2 separate regions of the Homo sapiens genome follow, and region 2 is linked to region 1. The links are chromatin loops, found by intact Hi-C in ENCODE. Cell type or tissue: heart left ventricle. All regions are shown on one strand. Links, peaks and the distances in the headings refer to the core of each region. The heading gives the core; the rest is flanking DNA.

The links. Peaks named below come from ENCODE experiments on the same cell type or tissue, not always from the same donor. Only the 100,000 strongest peaks of a DNase experiment are listed, where the experiment ranks them.
Region 2: a loop joins it to region 1, with 6 times the contacts of the local background. A loop is called at or near these places in 2 of 110 quality-filtered maps.

The regions. Positions count from the first base shown.
Region 1 is chr15:93,244,397-93,260,366 of GRCh38, reverse strand. LOC105370982 (a long non-coding RNA gene) reads right to left here. Exons shown (of 7, transcript XR_007064770.1): 5 at 1,130-1,194. Among named protein-coding and RNA genes, the nearest start is that of RGMA, 160 kb to the right of the region's middle. RefSeq lists enhancers at 6,148-6,647, 6,648-7,149, 14,586-15,093, 15,094-15,603. In heart left ventricle, for the core only: a CTCF peak has its summit at 9,136; no DNase peak of the experiment used is centred there; H3K27ac peaks cover 1,070 bases.
Region 2 is chr15:93,143,713-93,159,682 of GRCh38, reverse strand. All of the region lies in intron 4 of LOC101927025 (a long non-coding RNA gene), which reads right to left. Among named protein-coding and RNA genes, the nearest start is that of RGMA, 62 kb to the right of the region's middle. In heart left ventricle, for the core only: no CTCF peak of the experiment used is centred there; a DNase peak (open chromatin) is centred at 6,492.

The DNA of each region.
Region 1 (15,970 bases), core at 7,405-11,404:
TAGACCCCTTATTCAAGGGGGAGTTGTGTTCCAAGACCCCCAATGGATGCCTGAAACTGAGGACAGAACTGAACCCTATATATACATTTTTTTTTCCTATACCTAGACACCTATGATAGTTTAATTTCAAGGCTGGGCACAGTGGCTCTCGCCTCTAATCCCGGAACTTTGGGAGGCCGAGGTGGGTGGATCATCTGAGGTCAGGAGTTCAAGACCAGCCTGGTCAACATGGTGAAACCCCATCTCTACTAAAAATATAAACATTAGCTGGGCATGGTGGCGCGCGCCTGTAATCCTAGCTACTTGGGAGGCTGAGGCAGGAGAATCGCTTGAACCCAGGAGGCAGAGATTGCAGTGAGCTGAGATTGCATCGCTACACTCCAGCCTGGGCAACAGAGCAAGACTCCATTGTTGTTGGTTTTTGTTTGTTTAAGTTTAATTCCTGGCCAGGCACAGTGGCTAACACCTGTAATCCTAGCACTTTGGGAGGCCAAAACGGGCGGATCACGAGGTCAGGAGATCAAGACCATCCTGGCTAACACAGTGAAACCCCGTCTCTACTAAAAATACAAACAATTAGCCAGGCGTGGTGGCGGTTGCCTGTAGTCCCTGCTACTTGGGAGGCTGAGGCAGGAGAATGGTGTGAACCCGGGAGGCAGAGCTTACAGTGAGCCAAGATCGTGCCATTGCACTCCAGTCTGGGTGACAGAGCAAGACTCCGTCTGGGGAAAAAAAAAAAAAGTTTAATTCATAAATTAGGCACAGTAAGAAATTAACAATAACTAATAAAAAATAGAACAATTATAACAATATGTCACTATCACTACTCTTGCACTTTTAAGAATTATACCACAAGCACAATACCACATTAGTTGATCCGATAACCAAGACCACTAAGTGACTAACAGACAGTGTATACAGCATTGGGATGGAGCGGGATGGCATGAGATTTCATCGTGCCACTCAGAAGAGTGCACCATTTAAAACTTATGAATTGTTTATTTCTGGAATTTTCCATTTAATATTTTTGGACTGCAGTTGACTGCAGGTTAACTAGAAGTTGTGGAAAGTGAAACCATGGATAAAGTGAAACCATGAGCATGAATGCTTGTCTCCAAATCACACTTACTGTACAGACATCCTGACTGGAACTCCAGCAGCCATCTTGTGACTTTGAGGATAGAAGTCATATGCCTAGAATGGAAAAGCAGAGCGAGAGAGAAAAAAAAAATGCTTCTATAGCAGCCCTGAATTGCTTGCTTTTAGACTTCTCTACGAAAGAGAAGTTAGCCTTCATTTAAATCATTTATTTGGTTTCCTCTCTTAGACAGCTAGATCTAAATGCAAAACAACAGCCACGTGGTTTTCTGCCTCTGAGCCACGGCGTAGCTGTTCTCTCTGCCAAAAACCCCTTCATCCCTGTCCTCCCGTGAATTTCTGGTCAGGTTAGAAGCCTCCACTGAGGCATCCCTCCCCGCGTGGAGCTTCTTCAGTTGACCTCTCAGGCAGGCCCGGTTTCTCCCTCCTGAGTTACACCTCTCCTCTAAGCCAGACGAACTCACTTATCATTGTCTTGGGATAGTTTACACTAGTGGTTCTCTAAGTGGGTCCTGGGCCAGCAGCAGCACCTGGGAGCCCCACCCCAGACATACTGAATTAGAGACTCCCGGAGCAGAGTGAGGCCCTTGGAATCTGTGTGTTACAAGCTCTCCAGGGGATTCGGATGCAGCTCGACTCTGAGATCCCTGCTTCGCATGCGTCCAGTTTTCTAGAGGAGGAGGGTCTGTGTCTGACATCTTTTTTTTTTTTTGAGACGGAGTCTCACTTTGTTGCCCAGGCTGGAGTGCAATGGGGTGATCTCAGCTCCCCACTCCGCCTCCCAGGTTCAAGCAATTCTCCTGCCTCAGGCCCCTAAGTAGCTGGGATTACAGGCACCCGCCACCATGCCCGGCTAATTTTTGTATTTTTAGTAGAGACAGGGTTTCACCATGTTGGCCAGGCTGGTCTCGAATTCCTGACCTCAGGTTGATCTGCCCACCTCGGCCTCCCAAAGTGCTGGGATTATAGGCGTGAGCCACCACGCCTGGCCATACATGGCTTTCTTGATGGGGTGAGCAGCCCAGACTACCATCTGGTTTTCTAGAAAGGAAAAGTGGGGAAGACAGTGGACAGGATGCATTGCACATGAGAACATGATGAGGAAGGTCCTCAGATTGCCAGGGGAGGTGATGAAACTTGGCAGCCGCCCCTCAGAAATACTTCAAAGCCAGTGGGGGAGGAATGTTCCTCTCAGCAAATGAAGAAATATTCAGCTAAGCTGGGACCCAGACATGAGCTTCTGAGAAAAAATAAAGCATGTCAACACCTTCCCTACACTTCTCCTACATGGATGTGAGAGAATCAAGGAGGAGGGAGACATTTGTCTATCAATTCAGCTCAACAAACTTTTCTGAAGACCTCATTGTGCCAAGCAGATCTGGGTACATGGGGGTCCGGGGTGACCACAAGCCAACTCTGCTCTCAAGTCCTGTTGTCACACCCCGTAGGTGAGCTGACGTATTTCATCTCAGCTATTGCCATCATCATCATCCTCACTGCTGGGCTGCTATTCACAGAAATTCACAGCCTATGAGATGAGACTCACCTGTACAAGGCGTTCATCAGGCAATGTGATACATGCAGTTATTAGATGTTTGTATGTGATGAAGTAGTGAGGAGAAGAGAATGATGATTGACTATCTCAACAATCAGGCAAGGTATAACCAAGGGGAAAATACTGAGAAAGGTTTTGAAGGATAAATAGGAGTTTGCCAACCTTAAGCTAAGGTAGGACACCTGAGAATTCCTTTGTCTCCAGAAGTCTTTAAATATGGATCTATATGATGGACTCCAACATTGAAATTCATTCTTCTGGAAGATCCCTGAGAATAGCGCTTTTCAGACATTAATGTGCACACAAATCATATGGGAATCTTGTTAAATGATTCTGGTTCAGAAAATCTGGGCTAAGTCCTAAGAATTTGCACTTCTAATAAATTCTCAAGTGATGCTGATGCTGCTGGGCTACAAACCACAAGTCAAGTATCCAGGCCTAAGCAGCAGTTCTCTAGCTGTTCGTAGTCTCACTACACCCCCCACGAAGGAGATTCATTTTACAGCATTTAAGAACCGAGTCTTGAGTTAAGAGATCTGTCCCATACTACATGGTTAAGAAGTAGCAGAGCTGGGGCTGGGCGCGGTGGCTCACTCCTGTAATCCCAGCACATTGGGAGGCCAAGGCGGGCGGGTCACGAGGTCAGGAGATCGAAACCATCCTGGCTAACACAGTGAAACCCCGTCTCTACTAAAAATACAAAAAAATTAGCCGGGCGTGGTGGTGGGCGCCTGTAGTCCCAGCTACTCAGGAGGCTGAGGCAGGAGAATGGCGTGAACCTGGGAGGCGGAGCTTGCAGTGAGCCAAGATCGCGCCACTGCACTCCAACCTGGGCGACAGAGCGAGACTCCGTCTCAAAAATAAAAAATAAAAGAAAAATAAAAGAAGTGGCAGAGCTGGGATTTGAACCCAGGTCTGCCTGATTCAGGGCCACAGGGTCTCAAGCACTGTTCTCTTTACAAAAGAATGAACCTCTAATCCCCCAAACCAGAGTCTGATGTGAGACTAGCTGGCATAACGAAGCAATTCCCTCCTGAAGATCCTAGAGTCTAGCACGCGGAGAGGCCCAAGTTCCACCTGCACTGACCAAGCACAGCCAGGTTCAGGGACTTTAAAAAACCAATTCAAATCCATGACTTTTCCTACCAGAAGAAACTGTCATTTGGCCTCTTTCATGTAGCAGTGGGCCATGCAGTCCTTGGACAACAGAGCAATCAGGTACAGAGGGAGAAAACAGAGCATGGCCCATGAGGGCTGTTCTGGCCCTGCCAGGCGCAGTGGCTCATGCCTGTAATCCCAGCACTTTGGGAGGCTGAGGTGGGTAGATCACCAGAGGTCAGGAGTTTGAGACTCACCTGGCCCCATCTTTACTAAAAGTACAAAAATTAGCTGGGCGTGGTGGCACTTGCCTGTAATCCCAGCTACTCGGGAGGCTGAGGCGGGAGAATCGCTTGAACTGGGGAGGCAGAAGTTGCAGTGAGCTGAGATCATGCCACTGCACTCCAGCCTGGGGAAGAGTGAGACTCTGTCTCAAAAAAAAAAAAAAAAAAAAAAAAAATCCTGGCCATATGCAGAGCCAACTACATTACTTGCAGAGTTTGATGCGAAATGAAAATGCAAAACCCTTTGTTCAAAAAAAAAGCAGGGAAAGAGTTCTTCCTTTCTCTACAGTCTCTCTCTCAAGCTGTCATGGTATTTTTATTTGCTATTTAATGGTGTGCCCCCTCGGGCATGGGATTCACCTGTGTGGCAGGTGCAGTCCCTCATAGTTGCCCAGGGCCTGCCTCATGGCTCTGTGCATGGGGCATGCCTGCCAGGCTGGCATCCTGATCCAGGGCCCCTGAAGATGGGGGTGGCAGCAGTTGCCAGGAGGGAGTGAGGAAGCAAAACCCTTACAGGGTAAGTGGGGAGGTGCAAAATAGGGCGGCAGGCCCAGGCAGGAGTCGAGGCTCCAAGCCTGCTGCATGCTCCATTGTCCCATGGGACTTTGCTTACAAAACACACACTCAAAAATAAAATTACTAAGAATTTCAAGATGGTGAGCATAGGGCATTACACCTGGAGTGTGGAGTCCTACGTGACTACACTGGTAACATACCCACAAGGCCCTGCCCTACCTTGGTTTAGAGACACCTAGCCTTGAGCAGGTGGCTTGACCTTTCCAAGCCTCAGTTTCCTCATCTGCAGATAAGCATGAAAATACCTACTTCGGCCAGGCATCGTGGCTCACACTTGTAATCTCAGCACTTTGGGAGGCCAAGGTGGGCGGATCATGAGGTCAGGAGATCGAGACCATCCTGGCTAACATGGTGAAACCCCATCTCTACTAAAAATACAAAAAATTAGCCAGGCATGCTGGCGGGTGCCTGTAGTCCCAGCTACTCGGGAGGCTGAGGCAGGAGAATGTCGTGAACCCGGGAGGTGGAGCTTGCAGTGAGCCGATATCACGCCACTGCACTCTAGCCTGGGCGACAGAGCGAGACTCTGTCTCAAAAAAAAAAAAAACACAAAACCCTACTTCAGGTGACTGTGAGATTTCAGGAGATAACAGGGAAGTAGTGAGATGAAAGACCAGTGGATTTTTCTGTATCTAGTCCTTGGCACAATGACACGTGTTCCCCTGCACAGGACTCATTTGCAGCTCATCCTGACTGTGCACCTCCCCACAGGGGCCTGGCAGCCCTGGAGCTGGTCTACAACCTATTCAGGGAGATGAGCCCCTGATCACATCTTCAGAGGTCTGGCAATATCGAGATGCTATGGAAATTCCTAAGCACTCTATCTCCGTACTTCTCCTGCCAACCCATTAACAAATAGCTCTCAGGAAGCACTGGTCCATGGAACATACTTAGAGGAGCACCGACGTAAAGTGTCTCCGACACTCCAAAAGTGATGGGGATTCTTGCATTTCTTTGGCCAGAGCTGCCTTCAGGAGAGTGGTTCTCAACTGCACATAGAAGCCCCCTGAGAAGCCACAAGCATCCCCACGCCCCTGCCTCCCCCACCTCCAACAGCTAAATCAGAGTGTCTGGGGAAGAGGAAGCCAGTCCTTAGTAGTGTCTAAAGTTCCCCCAGGTGATCCCAATATGAGCCCGGGCAACAGAGCACCACTGATGATGATGTATGAGGGCTGCGCATCATCCCTCCTGGGGATGCTATTATCACCCGCTTTGACAGGACAGAAAACAAAGAGAGAAGTAAGTGGCTTTCCAGGACCATGCAGTTAGATGTGTGCACCACCCTGGCCCTCACTTTGCAAAGCAGCAATAGCCTCCCCTGGGAGCTTGTTAGAATTGAATCTTAAATGGTTTAATAAAATTATTTGACCCTCCCCATCATCCACAAAAATGTCAATATCCAGAGAAGTGCCCCCTTTTGCTCAGCTGTTCTACTGCTCTGTGACATCCAAGAGTGTCTCAGAACAGAAGCCGGCATCTGAGGCAGAAAGCCCTGGGTGTGTCAGCGGCCCCCCAGCTGCCCAGCTGTTGACAGTCTCCCCCGTGTTCTAACCCCAGGTTCCCCGGTCTGTTCCAGCTGTAGCCAGTAACAGCACCTACGCCTCTTCAGGAGGCCATGGGCACAAGGAGGAAAGCTCTCTGTTCAGCTGACTTCAATGACCATCAGCAGCCACTGACCCAACAGCCATGAAAAGCACTCCAGCCATTAAGTATCAAACCCAGCCAGGGACTAAGAGTTTCCCCATCTCTCCTGGCAAGAGGCTGTTCCCGCATTTCTTGTGACAGATGTGGCTCTTACTTTGATCCCACTCTCCAAAAAGGACTGTGGACCTTCTCCAAGCCCTTTGTTCCCAGAGGGGGTTAGCAAGGAATCCGCGGAGCTGCTGTGGGAAGCTATCTGGGCATAATCCCTTGTGGAAAAGGCAGCTGGCCCTCCAGCTGGGCCCAGGTGGTGAGGATGCAGGCCTGAGATGGGCTGGGGTGAACTCTGCACAGCCAGATGAACCTCCTGTTCTGCAGGCCTTCAGTGCAGCCCCTCAGGAGCCAAAGCCTCCACTCTCCCAGCCCCATGGAGACGGCGCAAGGGCTCACCACTTCTCACCCGGGACTTTTTCCCTTTTGACAATATGAACCAGCTGGTGTGAGGGATCCCAGTGCAGCAGGGCACACGGCATATGTAGGTCCCCCACCGCATGGAGACTTTGGTGCTCCGGATGGCAAGGGCTACACCACGGCTTCTCAAACTTCTTTGTGCACGCCAGTCACTGGAGCTCTCGTTCTAATGCAGAATTGGATTCAGGAGGTGGAGGGGAGGGGGCTGAGATTCTGCATTTCTAACAAGCTTCTAGATGATTCCAGACTACTAGTCCATGGACCACACTTTGAATATGGAGGGCTCAGGTTTGAATTCTTCTCTGGACCATTCATGACTGCATGGCCTTGAGAAAGGTATTTAACTCTCAGAACCTCTGTTTCCTCTTCCTCAAGATGGAGCAATAATCAGCATCTACCCTATAGAGTGCAAGGCAGCCAAGCTCCTGAGTGGGTGAAGGGCGGGGCTGGAGTTTAATCCCAGGCAATGCCTTCAGCAAAGCGAGAGAAAGACCCCCTGTAAGGAACCAACATTATTCTTTCCCCAGGTGATGGGGCAGGTGGGTTTAGAATCAAGCAGACCTGAACGCACTCTGAGTCTGAAGCCACTCCTCTGTAACTTATGGACAACAAAACTTATGTAAGTTTTGTTGCTGGGAAGAGGAAGGAAGGAAGGAAGGAAAGGGTGGGAGGACTTTAAGTCAACTGCTTAGCACAGGACTGAGCACTCAAATGTTTGTTTCCTTTTCCTATGTTAGCTTCCTGTTTTTCTGTTGGTTTTCCATTTTTATCTCTCCAGAGAAAATGCAACCATTAATCCAACAGGGTCAACTAGGAGTTTCTGAGGATTATCATTCAATGACCATGAGCATGAATGCTTGTCTCCAAATCACACTTACTAGTAAGGATCCTTTCATTACTAGTGATAGAAACCCCCACTCTCACTTCAGGATATTATGGCTCCCTTAAGTGAACACTCCATCGGGGTTCAGGCACAGCTGGATCTAGGTACCTAAGTGATAGTGTCAGGGATGTGTCTCCATCTTTTTGTTCTGCTTTCCTTAGCATTGGCCTCATTCCCAGATAGGCTCTCTGAGTGTGGTAACAAAGATGACCTCCAGCAGCTCCAGGTTGGCTGACCTGGCATAAAAAGATCCTCTTTGCCAAACAATCCACAAAGAGTTCCAGGACTAATTCTTATCGGCCCACGCAAAGTGATGTGTCTGTCCTAAGTAACCTGCTCAGCTCTGTGTGACATGTCCATCCTGGAAGCGGGGTGGGAGCCCGTATGGTAGACGCACCTGACAGTGATGACTTGAGCATACCCTGAGAATGACCCTGCATGGCAGATGCACCTGAATGTTTGTTAGTGTTCCAAGGATCCTAAGGAATGGGAGGGGCCAACCCTTATCCATTCCTTAGCTACGAGAAACCTCTGAGCCCCCAGCCTGACGCATGGAACGTAAAGGGCCCGTGCAGGACATTGAGGCCCTTTGTTTTGAGTTAAACGAGGGTTGCCAGGTGGAGATTGTTACAGGGAGGGTGCTAGGTGAAAATGCTGTACAAACCACATGCTTTTGGAAGCAGTTGTGGTTCTCCTGCCCAGCCCACCACCACTGGACCACTGTGTATGTAAGCTTCCTGCTAATAAAACCCCATGTCTCATTTGAGGACTCTGGGTCTCTTCCTCATCCTCCTGAACCTAATGCCTTCCCTACCGAAGTTAATAGGAGCCCAGCACAACAGAGACTAGCCCCCGGATCATTTTGACAGGGTAAATGGGAGGTATATTAATTTGCTAGGGCTGCCATAACAAATACCACAAACTGGAGGACTTAAACAACAGAAATGCATCTTCTCCCAGTCCTGGAGGCCAGAAGCCCAACATCAAGGTGTCCAAAGAGTTGGTTCCTGCTGGAGGTTCTGAGGCAGAGCCCGTTCCAGGCCTCTCTCCTAGCTCCTGGAGGCGCTGACAATCCCGATCCTCCGTGTTCTTTCCCTTCCAGTTATTTCATTCCAGTCTCTGCCTCTCCTTCCTTCTCTGTGTCTTCTCATGGTAACACCAGTCCTTGAACTTAGGACCCCCCCTAATCCAGGATGACCTCATCCTAGCTATATCCACAAAGACTCTTATTTCCAAATAAAGTCACATGCTGAGCTTCCGAGTAGACATGAATTGGGGTGGGGAGGGAGGCATTATTCAACCCGGTATAGGTGGTGAACCAGAAGAAAAATTGAGTATGGATACCAGAAAAAAGAAAGTATGGATGCTTGGCAGGCAAAATATAAAGCCAACAGATGTCCACAATACCACATAAGTCACCCATCATCAAACTGTCAAAATCGAAGAGATCTTAAGCAAATCTGTTGTCCCGCTACCTAGTAACAACTGTGTCTAGTTAACTCCACAAGGAAAATCCCACAGGGGACGCAGTTCCACAGCAACCAGGAATCTCTCTTCGATGGGAGTGTTTTTTAGAAGCTGAGCTAAATTTGTAACTGGAATTCTCTTCAAGTTAACTTACCGCCTGCCCCCTGTGCTGACTTCACATATGTCCAAAATACTGAGAGCTCTAGCCCTCCAGGGAATTCGACTTCCGGCCCACAGAGTGTAGCCACATCTAAAAATGTCAGGATGCTTCGTGAAGGCAAAGTCAACTATTTCTGCATCTCCATCCTCAGGAAACCTATCCTCCTACTTGGCTCAATGGGCCTGTCTTCTCAGAATTATCATCACTAAGACAGTTAGAGATTTTACTTTTTTTTTTTCTCACTTGTAGAAGAAAATTCAAATTTCAGTTTCTTGTGGGGAAAAAAATGTAGAAGAATATAAGCCAAACTCTTACCAGCGGTTATCTCTGGAAGGTGAAAAAAAGAGAGTTCCAATGGAGTATAAGTTATGTTTGAAATAAGAAAAATACATACAGACACTTTTAAATTAAAAATAGCTGCTATTAGTTCTGTTAAACCCATTAACGGACTTTATGCTGTAGTGCTAACAGCCATTGACATGATACACAAGTAGCAAAATTTCTCCCCTAACAATGACAAAAACAAAATCTAAGCACAACAAAAGCAGTGAAAACAGAAAAGTCCATGTGAAAAAAATCCAAGGCAAACGACATTTATCATTTCAATTTCCTTAAAGGAGCAATGATTTTCCATTTGATGTAGTGATAATTCCTGGGGACCTGAGACCTTGGACAAGGGTTAAGAGTCCAAGGGGTGAGTCACACTTCCCAGCTGTGTGACCCTAGGCAAGTCACTTTGCCCCTATGGGCTCAGCTTCCTCATTTTCTAAAAATATCCCCACGAACTCATTTATATAGTCATTGTAACAATCAAATTGATCCACCTATGGGAAGGAGCTTTGAAAACATGATAAACATTATATGGGATTATTAAAAAAATTCTTAATTATTTAAGCATATGTGGCATCCTTCCAGACCCCAATAAAGTACATAAACAAAGGTAGTCCTTTCCCTCAAAATGATGGCTTTTGTTTAACCTCAGTGCCAAAGGCTAAAATCTTCATACTCCTCAGTCTGAGAGCTGTAACCATGCAAGGTTTTACTCTTATTATTTATTTATTGTCTTCAAGCTCCATCCCCTCACTCCCTTTCCCCTCCCCAGATTCAAGCTCCATCCCCTCACTCCCTTTCCCCTCCCCCTGCCTCTGGGCAACCTTCATTCTCTTTAATAGAGTGCTTTTTGCACATATTCCTTAAAAGCTGTATATATTTGTATGGGTGTATCTCTAATCTATGTAAATGGCATAGATAATTCATTTTGCTTCCTAGAGTTCTCACTAACACTGCGTTGTTGAGATCCAGCGATGTCGCTGTTGGCTGGCTGATCTGTTTCCTGTAATTGATGCGTCAAACTTCATGTGCATCCACAGCACTTTGTCAGCCTCATCTCTTAGCTGAGAGAGAATTCCATACTTCTACAAATGACACAGCAAAGAACATCTTTGTTCGAGGATCCGGGTTGATGTAGCCTCTTTGGGTAGGCAATACTCAATTCGCATGCTCTCCAATCCAGTCTCCTCGTAGCAGTGAGGGGAGGCTCCTGGATCTCCCACCACACTTGGCACTATCCAGCTTTCTAATAAAGATATAGTCTAACAGATGTAAAGTGGTAGCTTGTGGCTGTTTAATTTTCATCTGATTACTAAGATATTAAGCACCTCATCATGTGTTTATTATTTGAGATGGGAGGTTTTTCTGCTAAAAATTGCCTCATTCTATCCTTTTCCCATTTTGTTAGAAGTTGCCATCTTTTTTTCCTGTGGATTTGAGGATTTTCCTGAGTAAAGACCTTCTCCCATTTCTGTCATCTATTATAAACTCTGTCCAGGGACTGGACCAGAAATCCTTAATATCAATGTAAGCAAATCCACCTCTTTTCTGCCTTATGGTTTGGCTCTTCCTATTAGCACCACCTAGTAAGCAAAACTCGCCTTGTGGCTTAAGCTCTCCTGTTGCCCTAAAGATGGAATGCAAGCACCTCACACTGATACACAGGGCCCTTTTAATCCCAACCTTGCCTGCCTCTTTTCTGTTACCAAAGTCCACTCTTCCATCCACAACTCTGCCTTGCATGTACTGTCGCTGTTCTCACTTTTTTTTTTTTTTTGAGATGGAGTCTCGCTCTGTTGTCCAGGCTGGAGTGCAGTGGCGCGATCTCGGCTCACTGCAAGCTCCGCCTCCCGGGTCCACGCCATTCTCCTGCCTCAGCCTTCCCAGTAGCTGGGACTACAGGCACCCGCCACCACGCCCGGCTAATTTTTTGTATTTTTAGTAGAGACGGGGTTTCACTGTGTTAGCCAGGATGGTCTTGATCTCCTGACCTCGTGATCTGCCTGCCTTGGCCTCCCAAAGTGCTGGGATTACAGGCGTGAGCCACCACACCCGGCCCTCTCACTTTTAAGATTCCCTTGTTTCTCTTCTTCAGCCTGTAAATGTGAAGATTCTTTCAAGTGTCACTTCGCTTGTGAGTATTTGGGGTGTCTTTTTTTTTTTTCTTAGAGTCTTGCTCTGTCACCCAGGCTGGAGTGTAGTGGCTCGATCTTGGCTCACTGCAACCTCCGCCTCCTGGGTTCAAGCGATTCTCCTGCCTCAGCCTCCCAAGTAACTGGGATTCCAGGTGCACACCACTATACCCGGCTAATTTTTGTATTTTTAGTAGAGACGGGGTTTCACCATGTTGGCCAGGCTGGCCTTGAACTCCTGACCTCAGGTGATCCACCAGCCTTGGCCTCCCAAAGTGCTGGGATTACAGGCATGAGCCACCGTGCCCGGCTTGGGGTGTCTTTTCAACTCAGTACAGCATTGATATTTGCACATTTAACCAATGTGGTTTCTACTTTGGGAAATAAATCCTCATGGCCCAGAACATGTTACTGTTATTATATCACTAAGTAGTGCCTAGTTAGAAGAAGAGATACTCACCTGTTCATGTTACAGGTGCAGAAGCTAAGCCTTCATCAATGCCAGTGCCAGACACACATTAAAGGCGGCAAAACATTTTGTTCAGTCTACTGCCTTAGAGGAAAGAGACTCCAATATAACTGAGCTCAAATCCAGCTAGGACAAAGGTATGGAGGTTTCTAAAGGGAGAACAGAGAGGGAACTAAAAGGGATTATGGGGAAGTGAAAGGAGGGAATAAAAAAAAAACAGACTAGAGGGGCTATGGGGAAATGGAAAATTACATAAAGGGGGATGGGTGGAAAATTACTAAAAATTATTTGGCAAGACAACAGTATCTGTTGGGCAATAGAGATTCTGCAGCTTGACAGCATTGCAATTTTTTGAGCCCAAACGCAGCACCAGGCTGGGGTCAGTAGCCCTCAGAATCACGGCGAGTGCAGGTGGAAGCCAGGATAAAGTTAAGACAAGCCTCCCAGTGTGGCGTTCAGGCAACTGCTTTGTGCCACGTGGGACATGCTTAGGTAACCTGCATGTGGCTGAACGATCGACCGGTGTCAAAGCCTAGGTTTAAACACAAGTCGGCCTGACCACAATGTCTGAAGTCAACCCCCGTGTTACTTAGGTCGGCATTTGTAATGTTGCTGAGGTGTGGCGTGAGCCCCATGGAAGGCTTGTGAGCGGGAGGGAGTCATTTCACTAGTGAGGCTGCCCCACCGCCCTCAGCTTCATGGTTACCTCTGGTCCTGAGGTAACAGGAAGTCTTGTGAAGAAGAGCACTTTGTAGAAATTTGCCAGTTGAGACTCCAAAAAAACAGCCTGGTGAAATAGGTGAGTGATTACTTTGAGATGGAAGAATATGCAAGAACTACTTGCTTCTTGATGGGAATGTAATTTAGGAAAAAGGCAAAACATTCATTTCACAAACATGGAAACTTTCGTAAGTTTCTGGAAGTTTCTAGAAGTCCTCTCAACCTTCACTGAGATACAGTGAACTCTTTGAATGGGTTTTGGCAAAAAAGAAAGAAAAGCAAGTGTCATTGTTTCCATATGAACATCAGCCGTGAGACACTCCATTGTAAGGCACACTTTCAGCAAAAAGAGACATTAGCAACACTCCTCTCTGTGGCAGAGAACAACAGGTTGTAAAACTTAAGTCCCCCTCAGAGTCTAATTTAGATAATTATAGTTTGCCTCCTAGGACTCTCCCTGAGGATCCAGCTGGCTTTGGCTGTCATCATTACTGCTATTCTTCTAAATTACTGGGCAGGGCAGGATGACGAGGCTGCGCCTGACGCAGGGAGAGCCTAGGAGGAAAGGTGTTCCTCCATCAGCGGCTCGTCCCTGTCTGACAAAAACCATTATTTTGTACAGAGCACAACGCACCCACACTCGGTGTAACAGAAGCAGAAAAATCAGCAAGGGTTTTATGTGGTTTTTCCTGTCGCTCGGCCTTTCCAAAATGAGACAGACCTCCTGCACTCTCCTGGAACCTTACATGCTCCTTCGCAATAGACCTGATTCAGGAACACCAGCTGAGCTGACTCGGAAGCCACATCACATAGAAGCTAAGAACACCTTGTCAAAGCCCGACTGTGTGGGTTCCTATCCTGGTTCTGCCACTCTGGGGTGTGTGATGTGGACCAAACTCTTCTCCCTTCGTGTGCCAGAGAGTCCTCGTCTGTGACATGGGGATAATAGCAATGCCTTCCTCACGGGAGTCACGAGGAGCAACTGAATTCACCGCACACAGAGGAGAGCCTGGCCCCTTGCAAACACGCTCCACAGCGTCTGCTCCTACCAGTCCCTCAGAATCAGGTCATGAGTCTCTCTGAGCCGGGCTGCGGCCAGCGGTGTGCAGTTATCACAAATGACGACAGCAGCAGGTACACGTATGCTGCTGTGAACACAGGAGATGTTATGAAGAGTAGCAAGTCCCTGGGATGTGGAGAAAAGACTGGGCTGCAGGATCCAGAAAAGGACGTGTCCCATGCCTGTAAGAGTCTCAGGCCACATGCCTCCCCCTTTTATGCCTCCATTTCCCCATCTGAAAAATGTTCCAATTGAAATACATCATTTCTTAACTCTCACACTTCCATCCTAAGACTTCCATCCACTGCCTGGGCCTGGCTGAGATGTCCTTGCAGTCAGCTTTATAGTCATCCCAACGTGTGCTGTTGGTATCTAGGTTGGAAATAAATTGCCTGGAATAAAGACTTGATTGTGAAACCTAGGAAGGAGCCACTGAGAGACCTCCCAGAGTGTTGCTGAGATTCGAGACAGGACGGGGATGAAGGGAGTGGATTCCTCAGGCTGTCTGACAACAGACAGAGAGAGGAAAAGCATGTGCCAGAATGCTTTTCATAAATCAAGAGCAGAAGGGCCATTCAGAGACCCCCTCGGGGACCTGACATCATCCTTGCCATAACCCCAGGTGGCTGCAAAATACCGAGTCTTTTGGTCTCTTAGAGATAGACAGGCTGAGGGGCCACCCAAGAGCATGCTTCTGACCTATTTGTCCTCAGCGCTGGAAGACTCAATGCTGTTGTCTCTGCTGGCCCCCATGACAACCAGATTAGACAATCAATCTAACCGTCAGTGAAATCTACTCATTATTGGATTCTGCCCAGCCTTCCTTGGATGGGAGTTGCAGCCTGATAGCAAAAAGAAATGAACTAGACCTGAGAAGGACAGGGCCAAGGCCAAGATGAACCCAGGGAGCCGGCGTCCAAGTTGGAAGAGGAAGGTGTGCGTACTTTGAGTTCAAGGGCGGGCGTCCAAGGCTGCCCAGATTCCGCACGCATCTGCACCCTGCCTTTCAGTTAACACAGCGGAGAGAGTGAGGCAAACACCTCCAGACAGTACCCTCCAGCATAGAGAGGAGCCTCCTTACAATGGGAATGGGCAGCTCCGAGCCCCTGCTGTCCAGGGCAGGAGCTCTGGGTACAGAAGCCATCAAGACCTGCACAACCACAGAGAGAAGCCACCAGATCCCCACCGCCACCCCGCAGGCAGTGTGGGGGCTGCGCCTAGTGCTGCCTCAGCCGGATCTCCTCTGCCCCACTCGGCGCAAGAAGAGAACCCACAGGTGTGGGAGGAGAGGGCCGCAGACCCACCCCTCCCAACACCAGACTCAGCTCAGTGCCCTCTGGCACCTAGAAAAGTGCCCAGCATACACTGGCCATGCAGCAAATAGTGGCAAGGAAGGGCAGATTCCAACATCCTGGTCCTCTGCGTGGTCTTGGACAACAGGCTTTACCTCTCTGAGTCTCAGTCCCCGCTCTAAAAACTGTCATGATGATGATAATATCTGCCCGAGTGTAAGAAGAGACGGAATGGCAAATGCATGGAAAACCACTCAGGCGACTGGAAACACTCCACAAAGCAAAGGATTAAAGATTAGAAAACTGTCTCCTCCACATGCGAACCTGAGGACCTTAAGTTAAGGGAAATAAGCCAAGCACAGAAACACAAACACCGCGTGATCTCACTTACATGTGGAATCTAAAAAGCTGAAGGCATGAAAGTACAGCGCAGGATGGTGGTTACGAGGGGCTGCCGGGAGGGAGAGGTTTGGAGAGATGTTGGTTAAAGGGTACAAAATTTCTATTAGGAATAATAAAAATAAAATTTCTATTAGGAATAATAAAAATAAAATTTCTATTAGGAATAATAAAAATAAAATTTCTATTAGGAGCAAAAAGTTCAACAGTTCTATTGCACAACATGGTGACTATATTAATAACAACGTATTTTACTCCTGAAAATTGCTAAGAGAGTAGATATTAAGTCTCACCATAAAAATATGATGTGCATGTGAGGTAATGCCTATCTTAAG
Region 2 (15,970 bases), core at 4,123-8,122, 97 kb after region 1:
CTGAGGAACATCACTTACTGGATGTACGGGCTGGCTCCCAAAGGAAGAAGGCGGAGGCATGAAATAAGCAAAGAGAGATAAACAGGACCTTTTATTCCTGGAGGCTGAGAGAACAGGGGACAGACTGCCTTTTAGAAAGACCACTCTGAACAGTGGCAGCCTCTCCCACCAAAATATCAGCCCTTGGGGGTCTGTTTTTGCTGCCACTGTCTTGCTACCTGAGTGTTCAGCACATAGTGGGTACACAGAAATTATTTCTGGAATGAATGAATGAGTGAGTGAATGGATGTTCTTTGTTTTGGTTTTTTTTTTTTTTGAGACGGAGTCTCGCTCTGTTGCCCAGGCTGGAGTGCAGTGGCGCGATCTCGGCTCACTGCAAGCTCTGCCTCCCGGGTTCGCGCCATTCTCTTGCCTCAGCCTCCCGAGTAGCTGGGACTACAGGTGCCCGCCACCACGCCCGGTAATTTCTTGTATTTTTTTAGTAGAGATGTGGTTTCATCATGTTAGCCAGGGTGGTCTTGATCTCCTGACCTCGTGATCCAGCCGCCTCAGCCTCTCAAAGTGCTGGGATTACAGGCGTGAGCAACCGCGCCCGGCCAAGTGAGTGAATGGATGAATAAATCAGTGAATAGTGGCAGGATAGAGGATGGAAGAAGGGTGGGGGGCTCTTACTGCAGCCCTGAGTGTAGGTAAGGACCTTTCTACGCCAGGGGAATGGGGCTAGAAAGAAGAGGCAGAATTTGCCATCATCTGGTATATTCGAGGCCATACAGGCCTCACAGTGCTTCTTGGAGGTGTTTCTGTATTTCTGACATGTTCAGAAATGTCTACAAGACTAAAGCAGTCGTGAGATATAATCAGGATTGAAATGTATTCCAAAGCTTGTCCCCCGCCCTGCCCCAGCCCTGGGAAATATTATTCTTCAAGCACAGACAGCTGGGCAGTGGGATGCGGACTCCGCATTCTCCAGACCAGAACACACCCAGGCCAGGTGGACACATTTGCGGCTCCTTCCAGCCAGAGGTTTCATTCTGGGTTTGGCAGTCATTTTGGGGTTTCTGTGTCCTAGAGATGTTGAACTCTGTACTTAATCTAGGTTTAATAGGCAGCTATTATGTTAAATAGAGACCAGCTGAACTGATTATTTAAGACATAGTTATGGTCATTTAACAACTATGTGGTTTGACTGCTACATCTCAAGAAAGGTTTTCCAGCCCCTGGCTATGATTACCATTTTGGTAACTGTCCTCACCTAGCCGCTGCTTGCCTGAGGGCCCGGAAGCTCCCCACTCTGCCTCTTTCCCTGGTCCCCTGACTGGTCTCTTTGCCGAGTGTCGGAGCGTCCATGGAGGTCAGGGAACTGGAGCTGAGGCTACGCATGGCTGTGCAGGAGGGCGTGGCCCTGCAGGCAGGGTGCCTGCCAAGCACCTGTCCACAAGGCTCTGGATTTGTCTCTCAATGGGAGCCTGGCTTTGCTGGAGAGCTCAGAAGCCACAGCTGAGCCCAGGAGGGGACGAAGTCACTTGGAACCCCTCTAGAAGAAAAGAGTCTGTGTGTAAGAAAGAAACTGGAAGAAAACTATAGGGGTACAAATTCGCTAGAAGTTTCCCTAGTGCAAGGTTACTTAAAGGAACATTGGACCAGTGCTGCTGCGACCTGTTCTAACTGGCCCACAAATTGAGGATAAGAATTCAGGAACTTGCATAGCACTTTCAAATTGCCACAGTACCTAAGCATCCCATCAACGTGCCCAGCTCATTGAACAGGGTGTAGACCAGTTTGCGCATTGAACTCCCAGCAGAGGCCCTCCTAGCTGCAACTAGTCATGTGTGAGGACCATAGAACTGTCCACCAAGGACTGGAAGTGTTAAAGCTGGTCTTCGAGCTCAGATGCTTTAAGAACCACGGCTTGGGTCGGGGGAGGGGGGAGGGATAGAATTAGGAGAAATACCTAATGTAAATGACGAGCGAATGGGTGCAGCACACCAACATGGTACATGTATACATATGTAACAAACCTGCACGTTGTGCACATGTACTCTAGAACTTAAAGTATAAAAAAAAAAAAAAAAAAAACACCACGGCTTGAGTGCAGGATCTCTCACCTCATTTGTTTCCCCACCCGGCCTGTGCCCTTTGAGCACATAGCAGGACTTTTTAAATCTTCCTTATGTACGTTTAGAAATGCTTATAATGGGCCGGGCGCGGTGGCTCATGCCTGTAATCCCAGCACTTTGGGAGGCCAAGGTGGGTAGATCACGATCGGGAGATAGAGACCATCCTGGCTAACACGGTGAAACCCTGTCTCTACTAAAAATACAAAAAATTGGCCGGATGTGGTGGCGGGCCCCTGTAGTCCCAGCTACTCAGGAGGCTGAGGCAGGAGAATGGCGTGAACCCAGAAGGCGGAGCTTGCAGTGAGCCGAGATCGCACCATTGCACTCCAGCCTGGGCGACAGAGCAAGACTCTGTCTCAAAAAAAAAAAAAAAGAAATGCTTATAATCGGCCAGGCACAGTGGCTCACACCTGTAATGCCAGCACTTTGGGAGGCTGAGGTGGGCAGAGCAACTGAGGTCAGGAGTTCAAGACCAGCCTGGCCAACATTGTGAAACCCCATCTCTACTAAAAATACAAAATCTCTACTAAAAATACGAAAAATACAAGCACTGATCTGAAGCACTTGTACTTTTATATTAAATCACTTAGACCTATGAGGTGGATATACTTCTAATCCCATTGTGCAGATGATAAAACCAAAACAGAGAAAAGTTAAGTAACTTGCCTAAGTCAATATAACTAGCTGGTAAATGGTGGGTCTAGGGTGCAAACCTAGCTAGTCCGGCTCCAGAGTTTGCCCAGAGTCAGTTGGTCACACTCTGTACTTCTCAACATCCTATTTGTGCCACAATGCCTTTCTTTATTGTTCAAGCCTGCTCTAAATGAATGTTCTTTACTTGCAGCCCAAAACATTCTAATTAATATGTGGTATCAATAAATATTCATAATTTGCCCTCTCATTCCCTATTATCTGTTTTATCTACTTTCTCTCACTAAAAGATCGTATCATTTTCTTTTTTAGATCTTGAGTCCATAATCAGTCCTGTCTAGATGCTTTGTGTGCCCATCCAGAGCAGTTGTTCTCAACAAGGGCAGAAACTCATAACAAGGGACATACTAGAAATGTGGGAGTTTTTTCATTGTCATAATGATGAAAGAAGGTGTATTAGACCATTCCTGCATTGCTATAAAGAAATACCTAAGACTAGCCAGGCGCGGTGGCTCACGCCTGTAATCCCAGCACTTTGGGAGGCCGAGGAGGGCGGATCACGAGGTCAGGAGATTGAGACCATCCTGGCTAACATAGTGAAACCCCGTCTCTACTAAAAATACAAAAAAAATTAGCCAGGCATGGTGGTGGGCGCCTGTAGTCCCAGCTACTCGAGAGGCTGAGACAGGAGGATTGCGTGAACCTGGGAAACGGAGCTTGCAGTGAGCCGAGATTGCGCCACTGCACTCCAGCCTGGGAGACAGAGCGAGACTCCGTCTCAAAAAAAAAAAAAAAAAAGAAATACCTAAGACTAGGTAATTTATAGAGAAAAGAATTTTAATTGGCTCATGGTTCTGCAGGCTGTACAGGAATCATATTAGCTTCTGCTTCTGGGGAGACTTCAGGAAGCTTCCAGTCATGGTGGAAGGCAAAGGGGGAGCTTTCTTCTCACATGGCTGGAGCAGGAGCAAGAGAGAGAGATGGGGGAGACGCCACACCCTTCTAAACGACCAGATTCCGTGAGAACTCACTCACTGTTGCGGAGAATAGCACAGAGGAGATGGTGCTAAGCCATTCATGAGAAATCCACCCTCATGGTCCAATCACCTCCCACCAGGCCCCACCTACAACACTGGGGATGACAACTGAACATGAGGTTTGGATGGGGACACAGATCCAAACCATATCAGGGCCACAGGGCTAATGGCATTTAGCGGCCAGGAGACAGAGATGTCACATGTCTTCATGGACAAACTGTTCTGCACAACTTTCAAGTGTACTTACAGACATGACACGGGTTAAAAATAATTGCTTATAGGCCAGGTGTGGTGGCTCATGCCTGTAATCCCAGCACTCCAGGAGGCCAAGGCAAGCAGATCATCTGAGGTCAGAAGTTCGAGACCAGCCTGGCCAACATGGTGAAACCTCATCTCTACTAAAAATACAAAAAATTAGCTGGGTGTAAGCAGCAGAAATTAATTTTTCACAACTCTAGAGGCTGGGAAGTCCAAGATCAAGGCACCGGCAAACTCAGTGTCTTGTGGGGTTTAGGGTCAGCTTTCTGGTTCATAGATGGTGTCTTCTTGCTGCATCCTCATGTAGTAGAAGGGGTAAGGCAGCTCCCTGGAGCCTCTTTCATAAGGCACTAATCTCATTCATGACGGCTATTGCCCTTGTGACCTAATCACCTTCCAAAGGCCCCACTGCCTAATACCATTACTTTGGGGATTAGTTTCAACATGTGAATTTGGGGGAGATGCAAGCATTCAGTCCACAGCTGTCTTTCTCCTTGTAGGCACATCTTGGTCACCTTTATATCCCCAGCCCCTCGAATGTGGCCTGGCTCACCAGTGTTTATAGAATGATTTGCTCCCTCAGGAAGACACATAATTTGAAGATGCTCCACCTACATGGCTTTCCTATTCTGTACATTAACAATGTATGACTTCTTTGTTTATCCAGGATGTCGTATATTCCTTCCCTAGAAGTAGCTTCAGCTTGGGAATTATGAGTCAGCTGTGCCTTTATAAAACAACCCAGGAAACCCGGACAGTAGAAGGAGTGATGAGAAACTGCAGGGAGGAGGCAACACTCTTCGTAGCCTACTCAGATTGGTTCCTTAGAGATTTTCTGACATAGGACTGGAAGTTTTGTGTGACTGTGAGCTTTTCCACTTAGGGACTACGCATTGCTGTTTCCTGTAGGACTTTGCTTATTGGAATTTCAGGATTCACTCGGAATACACAGAAAGCAGATTCTTCCTTTTGTGCACACACCACCACGAGAATCCTTCTTGGAGCTCGGCTGGGAGAACCCCCTGGTTTCCAGTGTGGCCCAGCCCTGTGACCGGTGTGTCAAGTGCCCCCGCTCCATAAGGCCGACTTTATACCCTTGGAGGAAGCTGGAATATCTCTAAGAATTAAAATAAAAAAACCTGGAGCGAATGACAGAGGGAAAGGGGCAGATCTGAATATGTCTGCTTCCAAAACAGAGGGCACAAGGAGGAGATGACTTCCTCCTGAGCTCTTTAAATTATATTTTACAGTCAGAAATTCATTTTTAATCCTGACTCAGTGCATAAACACACATATTGTGATGGTCAGTTTTATGTGTCAACATGGCTGGGCTACTGCCCAGCCATTTGGTCAAACACTACGCTGGGTGTAGCTGGGAAGGTATTCTGGAGATGTGATATAAAGTCTATAGTGAGTTGACTTTCAGTAAAGAAGATTATCCTAGATAATATGGGCAGGCCTGGTGGAATCAGTTGAAAGGTCTTAAGAGCAGAATAGAGGCTTCCCTGAAATAGAAGAAATTCTCCCTGGGGATAGCATCAACTTGTGCTGGAAAGTTTCTGCTGCCCTTCCTTCCTGCCCTGTGGACTTTGGACTTGACTGGCCAATCCCAGAATAAGGCAAGCCAATTCCTTGCTGTAAATTTTTTTGGAGATGCACACATACATATTTTTTAAGATAGAAAGAGTTTTAGGCTGGGCATGCTGGCTCACACCTTTAATCCCAGTACTTTGGGAGGCCGACACAGGCGGATCACTTGAGGTCAGGAGTTCAAGACCAGCCTGGCCAACATGGTGAAACCCCATCTATACTAAAAATACAAAAATCAGCCAGGCATGGTAGCACACACCTGTAATCCCAGCTACTTGGGAGGCTGAGGCAGAAGAATCGTTTGAACCCGGGAGGTGGAGGTTGCAGTGAGCCGAGATCATGCCACTGCACTCCAGCCTGGGCAACAGAGAGAGACTCCACCTCAAAAAAAAAAAAAAGTTTTATATATGATTATTTATTCATTTATATTTCCTACTGGTTCTGTTTCCCTGGTGGAACCTTAACTGATACACATACAACTAGCAAAAGATGCTCCAGACAATATTAACCTTTCCTATGTACAACAAACTTCTATATAGTCAATGCGGCACAGTCCTCTAAATCAGTTTTTTTCCCTAGTAAAGGGTTATCAGCTGCAGTTTAAAAAGCATACAGTGATAGTGAAACTTCTCACACACACTCCACTGGGAGGTCTGAGCATGAAACAAGTCTGCATGGACACCCTTCTAAGTGGAATCCTTGCGGGACAGCGCACCCCGACTGTACCTAATGGCCCTGCCCATGTGCTGCTGAGCAAGTGTTTCTAGGCCAGATCCTGGAGGAATTTGGACGACTGCCCTCAGAAGAGGGGGAGAGGAAGGGTGTCAGAGCAGTAACCCCGGGGTCCTCCAAGAGACACAGAGAGGAAGGTGGAGGCATTGATGGGCTCCCCAGGAGGCCAGAGCACTGGAGGACAGGCTGTTCCTTTCCAGGAGCAGAGAACAAGCCAAGAAAACTCTTGGCAGAAACCCAGCTGGAGACAGCATCATGGAGCAATGGGACAAGGTTTTGGCAGTGAGAACAATGTGGTTTTCATCGTTTTGAGACAGTAACTCAAAAGGACCTCACCTGCTGGGTTGATGGACTCAGGGCAAGCAACTTCGGTGGATCGCATGCACCCACAATGGGGGTGACTATCCTAAGAACATTTATGGGAAAAGAAAGCTGATGGCTTTAGTTTACCATGAGCTCAATCTGAACCAATCATGTTTTTTTTTTAAAAAAAAGGAAAAAAAACCTCTCATTAAATACCACGAATAACAAAAACCTATTGTATCACCAGGTTCAATTGCAAATAGCATGAAACACTCTACCTAGTTTACACAGAAAAGGACTTAATACAGTGACCTACGTCCTTGCAAAGCTGATGGAATGGCTGTAGAGTAGGCTCAGAGCTAAGCTTCCAGGAATGACTCCCAAATGACAAGCTGCTGCCTTGGTCCTGATTGAGAAGCCAGGTAATGAGGAGGTCGCTGTCTCACCTGCTGGCACCAGGGCCACCAGACAGCCTGCTCTAACTCCCTCACCTCCCCACTGCTGGGACCTCTGCTGCGGTTGTCACAGGAAAACCCAACACTTCCTCGAGCACACAGAAGCAGTGGAAACAGTGTCACTTAATGCTGTTCACCCTCTCCTTCCACATCTCATGAGACACGTCTTCTTGGGGGAAGCCAGGCCACAGACTAGAGACAAAGATGCAAGGGATTGTGGGAAGTGGAGGCTGCAGTCTCCAGTGGGGAGCACGGCAGGTCTCTCTGCAGGATGTGTCCCACCCCCTCTTCCCACTTGCACACCTAGGAACACAGAGAAAGCAAGCAAACCAGCCAAAACACCCAGACACTCATAGCACTGAAAGTTTGGTACTCACAGCTGACCTGCTAAAATCTTGGAATAAATGTAAGAAACCACTTTATTTTTATCCCTGAACCTTTTCTCTACCCACCTGCTCATCACCAGCATAGAGTTTAATGCCTTTAAAGGAAGACTGCCTAGGTTTGAATCCTGGTCTCGCCATTTATAGCTGTGTGACCTTGAAAAAATTATTAACCTCGCTGTGCCTCGGTTCCTTTTCTGGGGGAAAGAAAAGTGAACTGCATAGAAAAAAAAAGATAATTTCACCGACCTACATAAGTGAGTTAATACATACAAAACTCTTAGCATGGTGCCCAGCATGTAGTAACACTAATTGTTAGCTATCGCTGTGACAAATTCTATGCCCATTCAAGACTGGAACTCACAGTCACTAAAGGGCAGGAATTAATGTCAGACTGGTATGAGAAGGTGGTGGCAACAATATTAGCATTGCCATGCAAAGGACACACATACCTGTATCATGAGACAGCGTAGATTGGTGGTTAGCAGAGGCTGGAAGGGGAGGAGGAAGGAGGCATGAAGGGAGAGAAAGAATATGAATGTATTAGTCACCACTGAACTGTAGGCTTAAAAATGGTAAAGACGGTAAATTTTTAAAAAAAATTATAAAAAAATTATTTGGGATTATGTTGCATTTACAAACCAATCTGGTACAAATCATATCTTTATATGAGTCATCCTCATTTTTTAAAAAAGTTGGGTTTATGGGGAAAACTTATGAGCAGAGAAGTGGGAGAGCACATGGAATCCTGTGAACTGTCATTGTCCCCAGCTCAGGCCAGCTGTGGCTGGACTGAAGGCCCCACGGCCAAAGCTTCAGGCAAGAAGAAAACGTCCCCGTTAAGCTGCACATTTTATGAGGCCATGGGGCAGCTACAGACACATGATTATGTAACAAATGAAGCTCTTGACCAGGATAGAAGAGGCAGCCCTAAAATTTAAAGGTTGGCACCAGCCGGTTCTGCCAATGATCTAACTCGGACCTGCTGAGCCAGCCCATGACTCTGCTGCCGAAAGGGAGAAGGAAGTAAGCTGTCTGCCTCTCAGCCCGTTCCCTGGCTCGTGGGGGATATTAACTACAAGTTCCTCCATAGGCTCCTGCTGACACCAGGATTAATGGTTTCCAAAGCATTCCATCACATCCGGGAGGGAGGTGCCGATAGGGCCCCCTCACTTATGTCGGATGGAAGGTGGACATGTCTAACATCATGAGCAGTTTGGGCAGAGCATATTCATAAGTGGAAAAAGAAGAGTTATTCATACATCCCCTCTGCCCTTTAACCTCTTCCCCCGGGACAGACATGTCCACATCTTTCCAGCTGAGGTCTCTCTCCCCCCTGTGGGGCTGAGCCAGATAGTCTCTCCTTTCTCCAGGGTGAGGACTTCCACAAGGATCCAGGTGCCAGCATTTGTCATGGTAAGTGATGTTGGGGGCAGAAGAGGGGGCTAGAAAACAACTCAAAGCAAAGTCAGGATCCAAGTTCATGTCTATTCAGAAATCCTCAATCTGAGCACTATGAACCAGCACATGACATAACATGAATTTCCATCAATCCAGAGAACAAAGTGTGTACAAAAAGGAGAGAGAGAGAGAGAAGGAAATGGTTTTATTTATTTATTTATTGAGATGGAGTCTTGCTTTGTTGCCCAGGCTGGAGTGTAGTGCCGTGATCTCGGCTCACTGCAACCCCCGCCTCCCGGGTTCCAGCGATTCTCCTGCGTCAGCCTCCTAAGCAGCTGGTATTACAGGGGCCTGCCACCATGCCTGACTAATTTTTGTAGAGATGGGGTTTTGCCATGTTGGCCAGGCTGTTCTCGAACTCCTGACCTCAAGTGATCCACCCACCTTGGCCTCCCAAAGTGCTAGGATTATAGGCGTGAGCCACCGCGCCCAACAAAATGATTCCTCTTTCAATATGTCCAGCTCAAAAGAAAGGAGAGGAGTAGACTGCTGCTCCTCATGTTCTCTTTGTTCCCCATCTCTGCCTCCTGGGTGCCAAGGAGCTCAGACAGACAGACAGACAGACAGGCAGACAGGGCGAGGCTATGCAGAACTCATAAATAGCTGAAGCCAGTCTGACCAGCAAGCCCTGTATAAGTTGTCACTGGAGACACAAATTACTAAGTTTGTCTCAAAGAGAAGCACAAAGGCTAGGCACAGTGGCTCACACCTGTAATCCCAGCACTTTGGGAGGCCGAGGCGGTCAGATCACCTGAGGTCAGGAGTTGGAGACCAGCCTGGCCGATAGGGCGAAACCCCATCTCTACTAAAAATACAAAAATTAGCCAGGTGTGGTGGCGCACCTGTAACCCCAGCTACTTGGGAGGCTGAGGCAGGAGAATTGCTTGAACCCGGGAGGCAAGGGTTGCAGCGAGCTGAGATCGCGCCACTGCACTCCAGCCTGGGCAACAGAGTGAGACTCTGTCTCAAAAAAAAAAAAAAAAAAAAGGAGAGAAGCACAAAAATTTGTGTTGACTAACAGGAATGAAAGAAAGCAAACCAGGTTTAAAGAACTGCCTCCCCTGAAAAAGGCTTTTGAGTCAGATTGTTGCCACAGCACATTCTTTCAAATGTTCATGGAACAGATTATTCTCATATTATAAAAACTGTTCCAAAGTGTGGAAAAAGATGGAATACAATCCAGTCTATTTTATCAATCTAGCGCAGTACTAATAACAAAACATTAAAAAGGACATAGCAAAAAAAAGAATAAATCCATCTCAATAACAGGCTACAAAGATCCTAATTAAATTCTAATTAAGTCCTAGCACTCTGAATTTGATGGCTCCCCAAAAGACACTGACAGCTTTAATGAGACACAGTGGGCTGCATGGGCTCCTGCCATTTGCCACAGCGAGAATGCATGTGTTTCCTCTGGGCGCAACGACACCTGTGAGGGTGGCTGGGATCTTTCCCTAGGTGGCAGCCCACTGGGCAGGGAAACCCCAGCAGCAGGAGGACAGATCTGAGGCTATAGGAGAGTTGTCAAGAGAGTCAAAAAATCACTTGGCTCTTGTAAATAATGCTGCAATCAACGTGGGAGTGTAGATATCTATGATTTGATACTGATTTCAATTCCTTTGGATATATACCCAGAAGTGGGGTTGCTGGATCCTATGGTAGTTCTGGTTTTTTGAGGAACCTCCATACTCTTTTCCATAGTGGCTTTACTAATTTACATTCCCACCAACAGTGGGCAAGGGTTCCCGTTTCTCCACATCCTCAACAACACTTATCTTTTGTCTTTAGATAAAAGAATCAACCTAAGTGTCCATCAGAGGACTGGATTTTTAAAATGTGGTATATATTCACAATGGAATACTATTCAGCCATTAAAAAGAAGAACGTTTTGTCATTTGCAACAACATGGATGAAACTGGAGGATATTATGCAAAGTAAAATAAGCCAGGCAAAGAAGGACAAATACTGCATGATGTCACTGATATGTGGAATGTGAAAAAGTTGAACTCATAGAAGTAGAGAGTATAATGCTTACCAGGGGCTGGAGGGGCAGGGTGGGAACGGGGAGATGTTGGTCAAAGAGTACAAAGTTTCCGTTAGACAGAAGGGGCTTTAGAGATGGATTGCACAGCAGGGTGACTATAGTTAATGATATGGTTTGGCTGTGTCCCCACCCAAATCTCGTCTTGAATTGTAGCTCCCACAATTCCCATATGTTGTGGGAGGGAGCTGGTGGGAGGTCATTGAATCATGGGGGCAGGTCTTTCCTGTGAGTCTCATGAGATCTGATGGTTTTATAAAGGAGAGTTTCCCTGCACGAGCCCTCTTCTCTTGTCTTCCACCATGTGAGACGTGCCTTTCACCTTCCGCCATAATTGTGAGGCCTCCCCAGTCACGTGGAACTATGAGTCCCTTAAACCTCTTTCTTTTGTAAATTGCCCAGTCTCAAGTATGTCTTTATCAGCAGCATGAAAACAGACTAATACAGTTAATCATGTGTTGTAAATTTCAAAATTGCCCAAATAGTAGATTTTAAATGTTCTTACCACATTGATGTGATGGATATGTTCATTAGTATGATTTAATTATTCCACAATGTATACAGGTACCAAAACATCACTTATAACCCACAAATACGTATAATTATTATTAAAAATAATTTTTTACATAAAGGTCCTGCAGAACTAGAACTTTATCTAGAATATTGGGGAATGGCACCTGGGGAGCTCTGCAGCTCTCCTCAACTAACCCATTTAGCCCTATGTGCCTCACGAGATCCCCAACCTTCGCAGGCCTGGCACACAGGGGGCTCCGACACCCAGGGAGAAAAGAAGGTGACAGCATCGAGGGAACACAGGAAAGTCCTCACTCTTCCCTCCCTGCTGTGGCCCCAACATGCTGGAGGGGCTGCCTTCCAGGGAGGGGTTGGCCAGCGGGCCTGTCTTCCAGGCCAGAGGTCCCAGATCCAGTCTCTGCAGAGGAGGGCGAGGAGGTGCGGTTTAAATTGAGTTTGAGACTGAAGCATTGCACTGGGCTGAATTTGAATAACTCAGGGGACCTGGAGTGCTACAGGACTGGGATGCCGTTGCAGGTTCAGCAACCTGGCGGACAGCACTGCCCAATGAACTGGGTGTATTTTTCTTCTTTGAATTTTATTACCCAATTTTCTCCAAGCATATATTACTTTTATAAATACAGGCAGGCACGGTGGCTCATGCCTGTAATCTCAACATTTTGGGAGGCCAAGACGGGTGGATCACCTGAGGTCTGGAGTTCCAGACCTGCCTGGCCAACATGGCGAAACTCTGTCTCTACTAAAAATACAAAAAAAAAAAAAAAAAAAAAAATTAGCTGGGCGTGGTGGCAGGCACCTGTAATCCCAGCTACTTGGGAGGCTGTGGTGGGAGAATTGCTTGAACCTGGGAGGCGGAGGTTGCAGTGAGCGGAGATCATGCCATTGCACTGCAGCCTGGGCGACAGAGCGAGACTCCATCTGAAAAAAATAAAAATAAATAAATAGGAAGAAAAGATTGTATCTGAGACTGTGGGCTCTGTGGAAAGGAAAAGTTTTCCATTTAAAGAATGTATGAAGAAGGCTGTGCTATTTGACCTAAGGAAGAAGAAAGGGAATTTATCACATATTTAAAAGGGTATCCTTTATAACCATCAACTCCACAAAAACATAAACTCTAAATAATAATCCTTGTGACAAAGGATAGGCTTGTTACATGATCTTGAAAATGCCAGGATAAGGGTCTGAGGGCCACTGATTTGTAACCTCAGGGAGACAGATTTCTGTTCCATGTGAGGACAGTTTTCCTTCATCGCAGGATGAGACAGCATCAGCTGTCTGCCCATGTGCCACACTGGCTGCGTTACCAGATTCTGGGGAGCAGCCTTAGTGGCCCATACAGCTCCAATGTTCTAGAATTCCTTGCTTGCCAGGGCTAGCCTAGAGCTTGCTATTTAATGCTGAGTCCAGCCAAGAAGCGGTGGCCAGTAGCTGGTATCATCCGTAAATACTGTGAATCTAAGGTTGTCTCACCCTCAAATACCTGAGGCTGTACACTCGGCATGGCTCACTGTGGATATGCTGTCCTAAAAAGCTTACTCGAGGTGGTAGGGGCAGGCGGAGGATGGGTGCAAGGCAGTGGAACCCAGGCTTGGGAAAGCAAACTTCCCCTTCTCCCCAGGGAGAGGCGGCGGAGCCAGCTAGTGTGCCCATGGCTGGAGACAATCCCAAACCCAGTGGTACTGGGAACACTGCCCTCTGAAGTCAATTAAGGACATAGTGCCTCTTGGAGTAGCCCCTGGGCAGAGCCGGATGCCCAGGGATCCTTCCTTCATCAGCAGTGAGGAAACAAGCGCCCTAAGCCAACGCTCAAAGCCCTCAACAATCAGCTCTTGGCAAAGCCTGGCCATCTTCCAACAAAAAGACAAGGGACCTGGTGGCAATGAGTATGACCTCACTCCCAAGCACCATCTCCCCAGGCTTCCAGCTTTCCAACTTCTCCAAGTAAGTCTTTCACCAGAGGCCACTTTTGCCCAGGTGACACTTGATTACAAAGGTCACACACAGGGAGAGAGGGCGCAACTTTCTCTGCCTCTGTTCTTTACAATAAGGTGGGGAGATCATTTCAGGAAGCCAGGAAGTTAGGCTTCACATTTGCCGTGAAAGTGATGAGTTTGGTTAGCCTGATGTTGCCAGAATGTGCTATTCATTCTATGCGTTTTCGGCTGCACAGACTTCACTAAAGTAATAAAAGTATTAGGTAGAGTATCAGGAGAAATTGAGTCACCACATTCTCTGAGTTAGAGAGTTACAGAGAGATTACCCCTTAAGGCAGCAGTTAGGATGATATGCTGACTCCTTGACAGGCATGAGAAACCCCGCCCACCCCAGCTGCTGCCCCAGCCTCCCCATCATTCCTCCAGCCACCTGCAACCCCAGTCCTCCAATAACCCTGTGTCTTTGCTTGGGCCCAGAGGCCCGTCTCCCTTCCTGTTCTTTGAATCATCCTTCTAGAATCCCCTAGTTTTCCCGAACTCTTCCCTGCCCACCCAAGTCACGTCTTGCTGCTCGCTGTGTCCTCTCGTGATGGCCTGGGCATGCCTCCCTCACAGCACGCCGGACACTCCATCACCACTGCCCACCTGCCACTAGGCTGTGTGCATCTTGGGGGTGGGACTTCTGTCTTCTCAACTCTGAGTCTCCAGCACTGTGCCCAGCACAAGCAGGTGCTCAGCCAGTGCTGGCTGAATGACTGAAGAAAGGAACCACAGCATCCTAGAGGTGTTCCCTTTTTAAAATGCATGCAACGGACAGTATTGTGAAGCCAAAGTGACTGCGTTTGGGCACTGCTTAAAACCTCGATCTCTCTCTCCTTTCTGTCATTCACTAAAGCCCCATACATCAATCAAGGTGGACATGATTGTTGTGCACTTTGGTTAATTGTAAAACCGATCAGTTCCAATAAATAGCTGGCATTTTACTTAAAGTCCACTGGTTTTAAAAGTGTGTGTGATGTGGTTTCCTGATGGGCAAAGAACTTCGGGGAAATATTTATTGTGCTCATGGATGACATTCTAGCTATTGTCCATGTTCCTTTTTATGGAGCTGTAAAGATGCCTTTTTACGGTCAGGCCGGCTGACATCTTCATCCACTCCTCTAATGCACACATTCACTGGAGGATCTTTGTACCAATGAGGAACATTCAGCCACGTTCAACAAAGGTTTATTGAGTGCTTGCTCTGAGCAGGGCACTGAGTAATGGGATCTGTCTCCAAAGCTTTCAAATCTGCTAAAAATATTCTCCATTTCACAAGCAGTTGGGACAAAAAAAAAATATTTTGCTCGAGTCTCTCCTCTGGGGCCCACTGAGTAAAAATGCACCTAGAGTTGCCCAGGGAAATAAAACCTCCCTTCACGGACCTTCCAGATCTCCTGAAAGGTTTCGTCTCCAGCTGGCTGGAGAGAGCTTGCTCATTAAATTCAGCACACAAGCTCTGTCTCTAAGCAGCTGAGTTTCAGGACTTGCTGCAATCCATCAACCCTAGGAACTTGCCCAAGACCAGTTCCAGAGATGGGAAGAAGCACACATGACCATGGCTCCTCATCCTTCCCTCTTCAAAATCCTGAGGAGCCTTCAACATAGAGGGAACAACACCGGCTTCTTCATCTCCAAGTGGGAATAACACTGCCTTACCTCCCAGAAACGTGATGAAAGTTAAAGGTAATCTATTTCAGCGTCTAGCATAGTGCCAAGTATCTAGTAGACGTCCAAAAACAGGCTCATCTATTTGCATTTCTTTTTTTTTTTTTTTTTTTTGAGAAGGAGTCTTGCTCTGTCGCCCAGGCTGGTGTGCAGTGGCGCGATCTTGGCTAGCTGCAAGCTCCACCTCCCGGGTTCACACCATTCTCCTGCCTCAGCCTCCCGAGTAGCTGGGACTACAGGTGCCCACCACCACGCCTGGCTAATTTTGTTTTTGTATATTTAATAGAGACGGGGTTTCACTGTGTTAGCCAGGGTGGTCTCTTACCTTTTGACCTCGTGATCCGCCTGCCTTGGCCTCCCAAAGTGCTGAGATTACAGGTGTGAGCCACCACGCCCGGCCATCTATTTGCATTTCTTCTGGCCAAACAGGACACCCTGGCTACTGTGCAGATGTGGCAGAAGAGATAGACAAGAGGGGACAGGGAGGCAAGGAGCACATGAGAAGGAGACACCACTGGCCTCAGTGACAGGCCAGGCATGGCGGGGAGGGAAAAGCAAGAGTCAATGATGGTGCCAAGGCTTCTAGCCCAGTGACCACATGGTGGTGACATCATGGACTATGGCCTGGGGAAAGACAGACGCGCTTTGAGAGCTCTTTGCTGTGGTTTTTATCCTACTCCACCCCTTCTTCACTCATCAAACTCTGCTCCCCGTACAGCCCCAGTGCTTCCTCCTCCAGGCAGCCTTCCTTGGGATCAGAGGGAGAA